Regions from separate parts of the Homo sapiens genome. Here region 1 is linked to region 2. The links are chromatin contacts, found by Hi-C or POLR2A ChIA-PET in ENCODE. All regions are on one chromosome and are shown on one strand. Each heading gives the region's core, a stretch centred on a gene start or an enhancer-like site at or near the end of the contact. The rest is flanking DNA. Distances are from core to core; before and after follow the strand shown. Region 1 overlaps PRKCA (protein kinase C alpha). Region 2 has its middle 29 kb from the start of PRKCA.

Region 1 (3,726 bases), core at 3-2,502, 230 kb before region 2:
ACCTGCACTACCCTCCCAAGCTAATGTGGGGCAGACCTTAGGACTCCCTGGCCAGCAGCCACAGCTAACAGCCAGTGAGGCCGCTGTGAGTGACTCTGTACCAACCTTGGAAGATGATAAGCAAGAGAGTGCATAATCACATTAAAAAACAAAAACAACAACAACTGGAGTACCACGGGGTGGCAATATGAAAGACAGTTCATAGAGGAGAAACAGTCCAGAGTCAGTAAGACCAACTCACAGCACACAACAAGGCCTTCACAAAGACAGTGGCTATGGAGATGGAGAGGAAAGAGAGTTGAAAGCAGAACTCGTAGCACTTGGAAACCTATTAGGTGCGTGAAACAAAAAAAAGATGGAGACAACCAAGAAAATCCTGAGACTTCTGGCTTGGGATCCTGTGTGCAGAGGACAGCTGGGTGTTACACCATGATCAATCAGGGTGACATAAGCAATGGCTTGCAGGGTGGAAGAGATGCACGGAGAATAGGCAAGAGTGCTGGAATGCTGAGGACAGTGATGTACGTGGGTGGCATGACATCCCCAACATCAGGAGCAGAGTGCTCTTTCCACACAAAGATGGTCACTGGGAAACCTTCACCCAGTCAGAACCACGGCAACGCCCAACGGCAGTGTTATCTTCGTGGCCATGACATTCTTCTTAAAACCTGACTTTTCCCCTTGGTTTATCATTCTCAAAACAAATATGTTTTGGAATGTGCTAGATTATAAGAATAAATAGAACAGACTGAATTACTAACAAAATAATTAGAATGGACCTTCCCACTGTCCATGTGACTCTTGCTAGTACAAGCCTCTACGTTTGAGGGTGCTGGATCCCAGCTTCTGGTACAACATAATAGAGGCGACTGTGAGGGGGGGTGCTCCCCACTTGCTGTTTTCTCTTAGCCACCATCAGAGGCTGAAACAGTGAGTGGGTTCATTTGATTGTTATGATTGGTTCTGGCTCATGATCCCTTTGTAAATAAATAAAATAACACAGTTATAATGACAGCTAGAATACCCACAGTAAACCAACCTTCTTTTCTTAGATCCTGGGAAATCTACTTCTCTGTCCACAGACCCTTCCTAAATCTCCTGCTGGAAATGTATTAAGCAGCAAAAACAGAAAACAAAGCCAAGGTGAGGAAGGTACCAGCTAACTGAATGGGACTCGGCTTAGAAGTTTAGAAGTTCAGCTTCTAAAAAACATGACTCATCAGAATCCAGGAATAAGCCCCAGCATGAGCCAAAAAGCTCTCTGGGCTGGCTTTCAGCTTAGGGTGTAGACACTTGAAACGGATCTTTCCAGAAACCCAATGTCCTGAAAAGTCCCACTCTGTACCCTCTTCAGAAGGACCTAAACCAAGTCTCCAAACTGCTGCCAGCTCCCACCCGGTCCCATCAGCCCTACATGCTCCTGTCTTTACTAGTTCACGTTGCTAATCTGCCTTGTGAAGGTTTTTACTGTTAATGTCTCAGGATTGTATGATTCCAAATTTCTTTTACCATTTTAAGATTTCTCATAGTCACAATGACCCCAGACTCCACCCACAAAAATGGAACCTTCACTGACAGAAAACTGCCCCTAAGTTAGCTTTGCTGTTCAGTCACGTGGTACTGTGGAAAAAGAACAGGTTTGGAAGTTGAGAGGTCCAGTTCAAAGCTTAGTGCTCCACTTACTACTGCACTCGGGAGAATCACTTAACTACCTCAAGCCTCAATTTGCACATCTGTACAATGGGAACAATAATGCATACCTAGTGCATTTATGTATGTTATCCGCTGAAGTGACTATTTGAATAGTAATATTTATTCATATACATGACTTCCCACTAAGGATAAGTTGTTTGAAGACAAGAACTGTGTTTTTTAACCTTTGCCTCCCATAATACCTCACACACAATAAATGCTCAAGAAACATTTAATGTTTACATACAATGAATAAATGCAAGAAAAACACCAGACACATAAGAGACGCTAAATACATGGTATCACAAAGATGTCACATCCTGTGCCGTGGATCTTCCAACTCTGGGCTTCCGAGAATTTGCACTCCTACAGCAGGCTCTCCAGACACCATTTCCAACAACAGTTCTCAGGGTCAGGTAATTTGGCTGTTTGTACATCACGAAATGTCTAGTATCACTGAGTCACTTGGATCGGTCAGAAAAAATAAACAAGGAATCCATCATACCAATTGTTGATCCCAACCAGTCAAAAGCTATTGCCTCACCCACTACTTCTTAAACTAAATTCCAAATAGTGAAGACTACACTTTGAAACAGTTACTGGGAAAAACAGAAAAGCCCATCAGGTGTGTTCCCCCACACCCCCAGCATCAGCCGTAATAATGATGCTGATGAGACGGCTACTCTTGGGTATTAAGGGAGTTCAGTAAAAGTCTCACGCACAGCTGTAAATATTCAAGTAATTCAAGACCGGATAAATACGACTGGTGATCAAGTTAGGTTATCAGACCTTCACCAACTCATTCTCTTTGGTTCAACGAATACTTTTTGAGTATCTAATTTGTGCCAGGCCCTGTATCAGGCACTCGGCTTTCAAAGAGAAAACACACAGGACCCTCTCACAAAGAATTCACTGTGTAAATATGATCATTAAGTAATATGACCTTTTTTTTTAATTTAAGAAATAGGGTCTCGCTATGTTGCCTAGGCCAGATCCCAAGTAAATAATTTTTTTTTTTTTTAGACGGGGTCTCACCGTGTCGCCCAGACTGCAATGCAGTGGCACGATGTCGGCTCACTGCAACCTCCGCCTCCAGGGTTTGAGCAATTCTCCTGCCTCAGCCTCCCAAGTAACCGGGAGAACAGGCACACACCACCATGCCTGGCTAAATTTTGTAATTTTAGTAGAGATGGAGTTTCACCATGTTGGCCAGGCTGGTCTCAAACCCCTGACCTCAGGTGATCCACCTGCCTTGACCTCCCAAAGTGCTGGGATTATAGGCATGAGCCACAGCGCCTGGCCTCCAAGTAAATAATTTTTAAAAAACCAAACATGCCCCAGGTGAAGCTGCTCACGCCTGTCTCCCCAGCTACGCAGGAGGATCACTTATGTCCAGGAGTTCAAGTCCAGCCTGGGCAACATAGCAAGTCTCACCTCTAAAATTCAAAATAAGTAAATAAATAAATAAGCATATTAAATAAAAGTGCCCCGGAGACATTATACAATGATTCAAACACACTCTCTATGGTTAATACACAAAGATCTGTTCCCAGACTTGATGTCAGAGGCATTTTATAAGTTTCACAACAAAATCACTCTAATTGATCATCTCACCTCTTTTTTGACCAAAAACAATTCTACCCACCTCAAAAGGCTCCCTTATTCTGACTGGGTTCCACTGGCCTGTTGTCTGCCTCCCGAGACAATCTCACCACCCTCTCAGAGGCTGACAACTCGGCAAGGGTAAGGATTTTGAAAAGGATGTACTACTGCCCGTCCAGGCCATTCAAAAGTGGAGTTCCAAAGATGGGAGGTAGGAACTACAACCTAGGGATTCAGCTGACAAGCCCCCAGGTGACTCCCTTGAAAACATGCCTTCCAAACACTGGTGAAAATGGGAGCATTTTCTTTGTAATTACGTCGCGCATTTTTTCCCAGCTAATCAGGTGCAGACAACGGGGCAAATACTCATCCCTCCCTCTTCCCTGTGGCCAGAGGTTGGTGGGTCAAGAGAATGGCCATGCCACCCACTCC
Region 2 (3,595 bases), core at 919-3,418:
GCCTGGCTAATTTTTTTTTTTTTTTTTTGTATTTTAGTAGAGACAGGGTTTCACCACGTTGCCCGGGCTGGTCTCGAACTCCTGAGCTCAGGCAATCCGCCCACCTCAGCCTCCCAAAGTTCTAGGATTACAGGTGTGAGCCACCATGCCTGGCCTGTTTTTATTTATTTTATTTTTGAGACAGAGTCTCACTCTGTCACCCAGGCTGGAGTGCAGTGGTACGATCTTGGCTCACTGCAACTTCTGCCTCCCAGGCTCGAGCAAGCCTCCCACCTCAGCCTCCCCAGTAGCTGGGATTACAGGCATGCACCACCATGTCAGGCTAATTTTTGTATTTTTGGTAGAGATGGGGTCTCACTATGCTGGAGTTGGAGAACTCCTAGGCTTAAGCAATCCTGCCTTGGCCTCCCAAAGTGTTGGGATTACAGGCGTGAGCCACCATGCCAGGTGAGGTCTAGAATTTGAGGCCAGCCTGGGCAACATAGTGAGACCCTGCCTCTACAAAACACTTTAAAAATAATTAGCTGGGCATGGTTGCCTATGCCTGTAATACTAACTACTCAGGAGGCTGAGGTAGGAGGATTGTCAGAGCCCAGGAAGTCCAGGCTGCAGCCGGATGATGGAGCAAGACTCTGTCTCTAAAAAATTTTTGTAAATAGGCCAGGCGCAGTTGCTCACGCCTGTAATCCCAGCACTTTGGGAGGCCGAGACGGGCAGATCACGAGGTCAGGAGATCAAGACCATCCTGGCTAATGCAGTGAAACCCCGTCTCTACTAAAAATACAAAAAATTAGCCAGGCGCGGTGACGGGCACCTGTAGTCCCAGCTGCTTGGGAGGCTGAGGCAGGAGAATGGCGTGAACCCGGGAGGCAGAGCTTGCAATGAGCCGAGATCGCGTCACTGCACTCCAGCCTGGGTGACAGAGCAAGACTCCGTCTCAAAAAAAAAAAAAAAAATTGTAAATAATAATGATTTAAAAAAACATTCAGGCTCTTTCTGATACTTATGCATGGTCTAATGAATTCCCTTTCTTCTTGTTTGTGCAATGGCTGTCTCTAACACAAGGTTTAGACTTTTGAATACTTTTTTTTTTTTTGCACAGATACCGTTTCTTTTTCTTGTTTAGACACAGGATCTTGCTCTGTCACTGTCACCTAGGCTGGAGTGTGTAGCTATCACAGCTCACTGCATCCTCCAACTTCTGGGCACAAGGGATCCTGCCACCTCAGCCTCTTGAGTAGCTGGGACTACAGTTATGTACCACCCAGGCCCAGCTACACTTTTTAAAGAGATGGGGGTCTTGGTACATTGTCCAGCTGGTCTAGAACTCCTGGACTCAAGCAGTCCTTCTGCCTTGGCCTCTCAAGGTGCTGGGGTTGCAGGCATGAGCCACTGTGCCCAGCTTTTTGTTGTTGTTGTTTTGTTTTCGTTTTGTTTTGAGAGACAGGCTCTATCTCTGTCTCCCAGGCTAGAGTGCAGTGGCATAATCATAGCTCACTATAGCCTTGAATTACTGGGCTCAAGCAACCCTCCTGTCTTAACCTCCAGTGTAGCTAGGAATTTAGGTGTGTGGCACAACACCTGGCTGATTTTTAATTTTTTTATATAAATGGAGTCTCACTATGTTGGCCAGGCTGGTCTCAAACTCCTGGCCTCAAGCAATCCCCCTGCCTTGGCCTCCCAAGGTGCTGGGATTACAACCTTGATCCACCATGCCTGACCAGCACAGATAATTATTAATGATTGTTTCATACTCCAGATGTCAGCTTGCTTTGCAAAAATGTAGCAGTATCTATTATGTTCTTTGTAAAGATACGAGTAATAAAAGCTCACACTGCAAAATTTTCACAAATGTAATTTCATTTATTCTTCACCAAAGCCTTATTTTGTGGATCAGAACATTGAGGTTCACTGCCATCATGACTGATTTTCTAATTGTTATGATATCCTTCTGGAAAGGTGGGGTTTTTTTTTGCTGTTATCGTACATCTCAAGGGCCTTTAATGGGATGAGTGACTCACTGTAAAGTTTGTAAGTTGGGTGACTTTATCACTGACATCCCTCAGGAACAGCCACAAGAAGTAAATGGGGGTGGATTTTTAGTGTTTGCCACTGACACATTCTTAGTTTTAGCCAAAAAAAAAAAAAAAAGAAAAAGAAAAAAAGAAAAAGCTAAAGCAACTCATTACACAAGAATGCCGCCCCGTCTTGGACTCTCCTCTTCAACAAGGATGATTCCTGCCCTGTAAAATTACATTGTAAGAAACGTGTCAAAGATGAAAAAATTTGGAAGCATGTTCAATCAATAAGATTGCTGGAAAGCAAATGGAAATTACATTCTATCCAGGGAAAAGGAGAGCCAGCCACCTGCCAGAAATGGAAAGTTCACAGGACTGAAAAATAGCATCTGGCTTCCTTTGCAGTAGAATGTGGAGCCAAAAAGATACTTTCACTTAAAGGCAGTTAGGAAATTACCAGTTTGCTGTGAAGAGCACTGACCAGAGGGTGGGGAGAGGTGACAGAGGACAGCCACTGGAATCGGAGGAACCTGGCTGCTGATCTGGGCTCCTTCACTTCTGGGATAACCCCAGGCAAATTATCAACCTCTCCGGGCTGTTGTGGGAATTAAACAGAATAATGCATACAGGGCCCCTGTTAGCATCATATGCATCTAACATGCTAGTCCTCTTCCTCCACCCGTTGGGATCACCTTGTGACTTTCACCTTTTTTTGGTTGCTGTTGTTATTTGGTTTTTCTTAGTTTACATCAGACACCTTGTGCAGTGGGCGCCATCTCCCTTTATGGAAGGTGAAGAGGCCTCATGCTTCTTGCCTCTGACACGTGAAGAACAGGAACACGAACAGGCCTGAACTCTTATGCACTTTCATATCTTTTTGTTTTTTTTTTTTTTTTTTTTTTTTTTGAGGCAGGTTCTCACTCCGTCATCCAGGCTGGAGTACAGTGGCACAAACTCGGCTCACTGCAACCTCCGCCTCCTGGGTGCAAGCAATTCTCCTGCCTCAGCCTCCTGAGTAGCTGGGATTATAGGTGCCTACCACCATGCCTGGTTAATTTTTTTGTATTTTTATTAGAGACGGGGTTTCACCATGTTGGCCAGGCTGGTCTCGAACTCCTGACTTCAAGTGATCTGCCTCCCTTGGCCTCCCAAAGTGCTGGGTTTACAGGCATGAGCCACCGTGCCTGGCCGAACTTTCATATCTTCATTTGGATTGCCTGAAAGCAGAACAACAGGCAAGGGCATGGGTGTCGGGAGTTTATTTTGGGAGTCATCCTAGGGAGCAAGGCTGTAGGAGTGAGGAAAGTGAGATGTAAAAGGAGGTGGCAACAATGAAGGCTGTCTTGCTGAGCTTCTCAGTGTGGACACTGGAGCTCCATCCATCCTGTTGGGGACCATCTGATGAACAATATAGAATGAATCTCACAGTTACTCTTAACGGAAGCCTAGAGCAATTTCACTCCTGGTCATGTACCCAAGAGAAATGAAAACATATGTCCACACAAAAACTTGTATATGAATATTTATAGTAATGCTAGTCATAATAGCTAAAGGTGGAAACAACCCAAATATGTCCA

The links. Hi-C counts contacts between places; a loop is a spot of excess contacts on that map. ChIA-PET counts read pairs that join two places held with the same protein, here RNA polymerase II (POLR2A). Pooled maps may share reads with other maps.
Region 1: a loop to region 2 is called in a map of PC-3, with 3 times the contacts of the local background. The contact joins two enhancer-like sites. A Hi-C loop is called at or near these places in 1 of 168 maps with a recorded cell type or tissue (PC-3) and 1 of 50 pooled maps. POLR2A ChIA-PET finds 5 or more read pairs at or near these places in 1 of 52 experiments (IMR-90).

What each region holds. Positions count from the first base shown.
Region 1 is chr17:66,505,282-66,509,007 of GRCh38, reverse strand. All of the region lies in intron 3 of PRKCA (protein kinase C alpha), which reads right to left. Among named protein-coding and RNA genes, the nearest start is that of PRKCA-AS1, 90 kb to the right of the region's middle. RefSeq lists an enhancer at 1,463-1,757. Within about 2 kb of position 1,252, at least 16 of the 41 ENCODE cell types and tissues checked have a DNase peak (open chromatin) inside an H3K27ac peak, as active enhancers do; they include PC-3, where a contact is called at or near this core.
Region 2 is chr17:66,271,749-66,275,343 of GRCh38, reverse strand. No RefSeq gene overlaps it. Among named protein-coding and RNA genes, the nearest start is that of PRKCA, 29 kb to the left of the region's middle. Within about 2 kb of position 2,168, at least 5 of the 41 ENCODE cell types and tissues checked have a DNase peak (open chromatin) inside an H3K27ac peak, as active enhancers do; they include PC-3, where a contact is called at or near this core.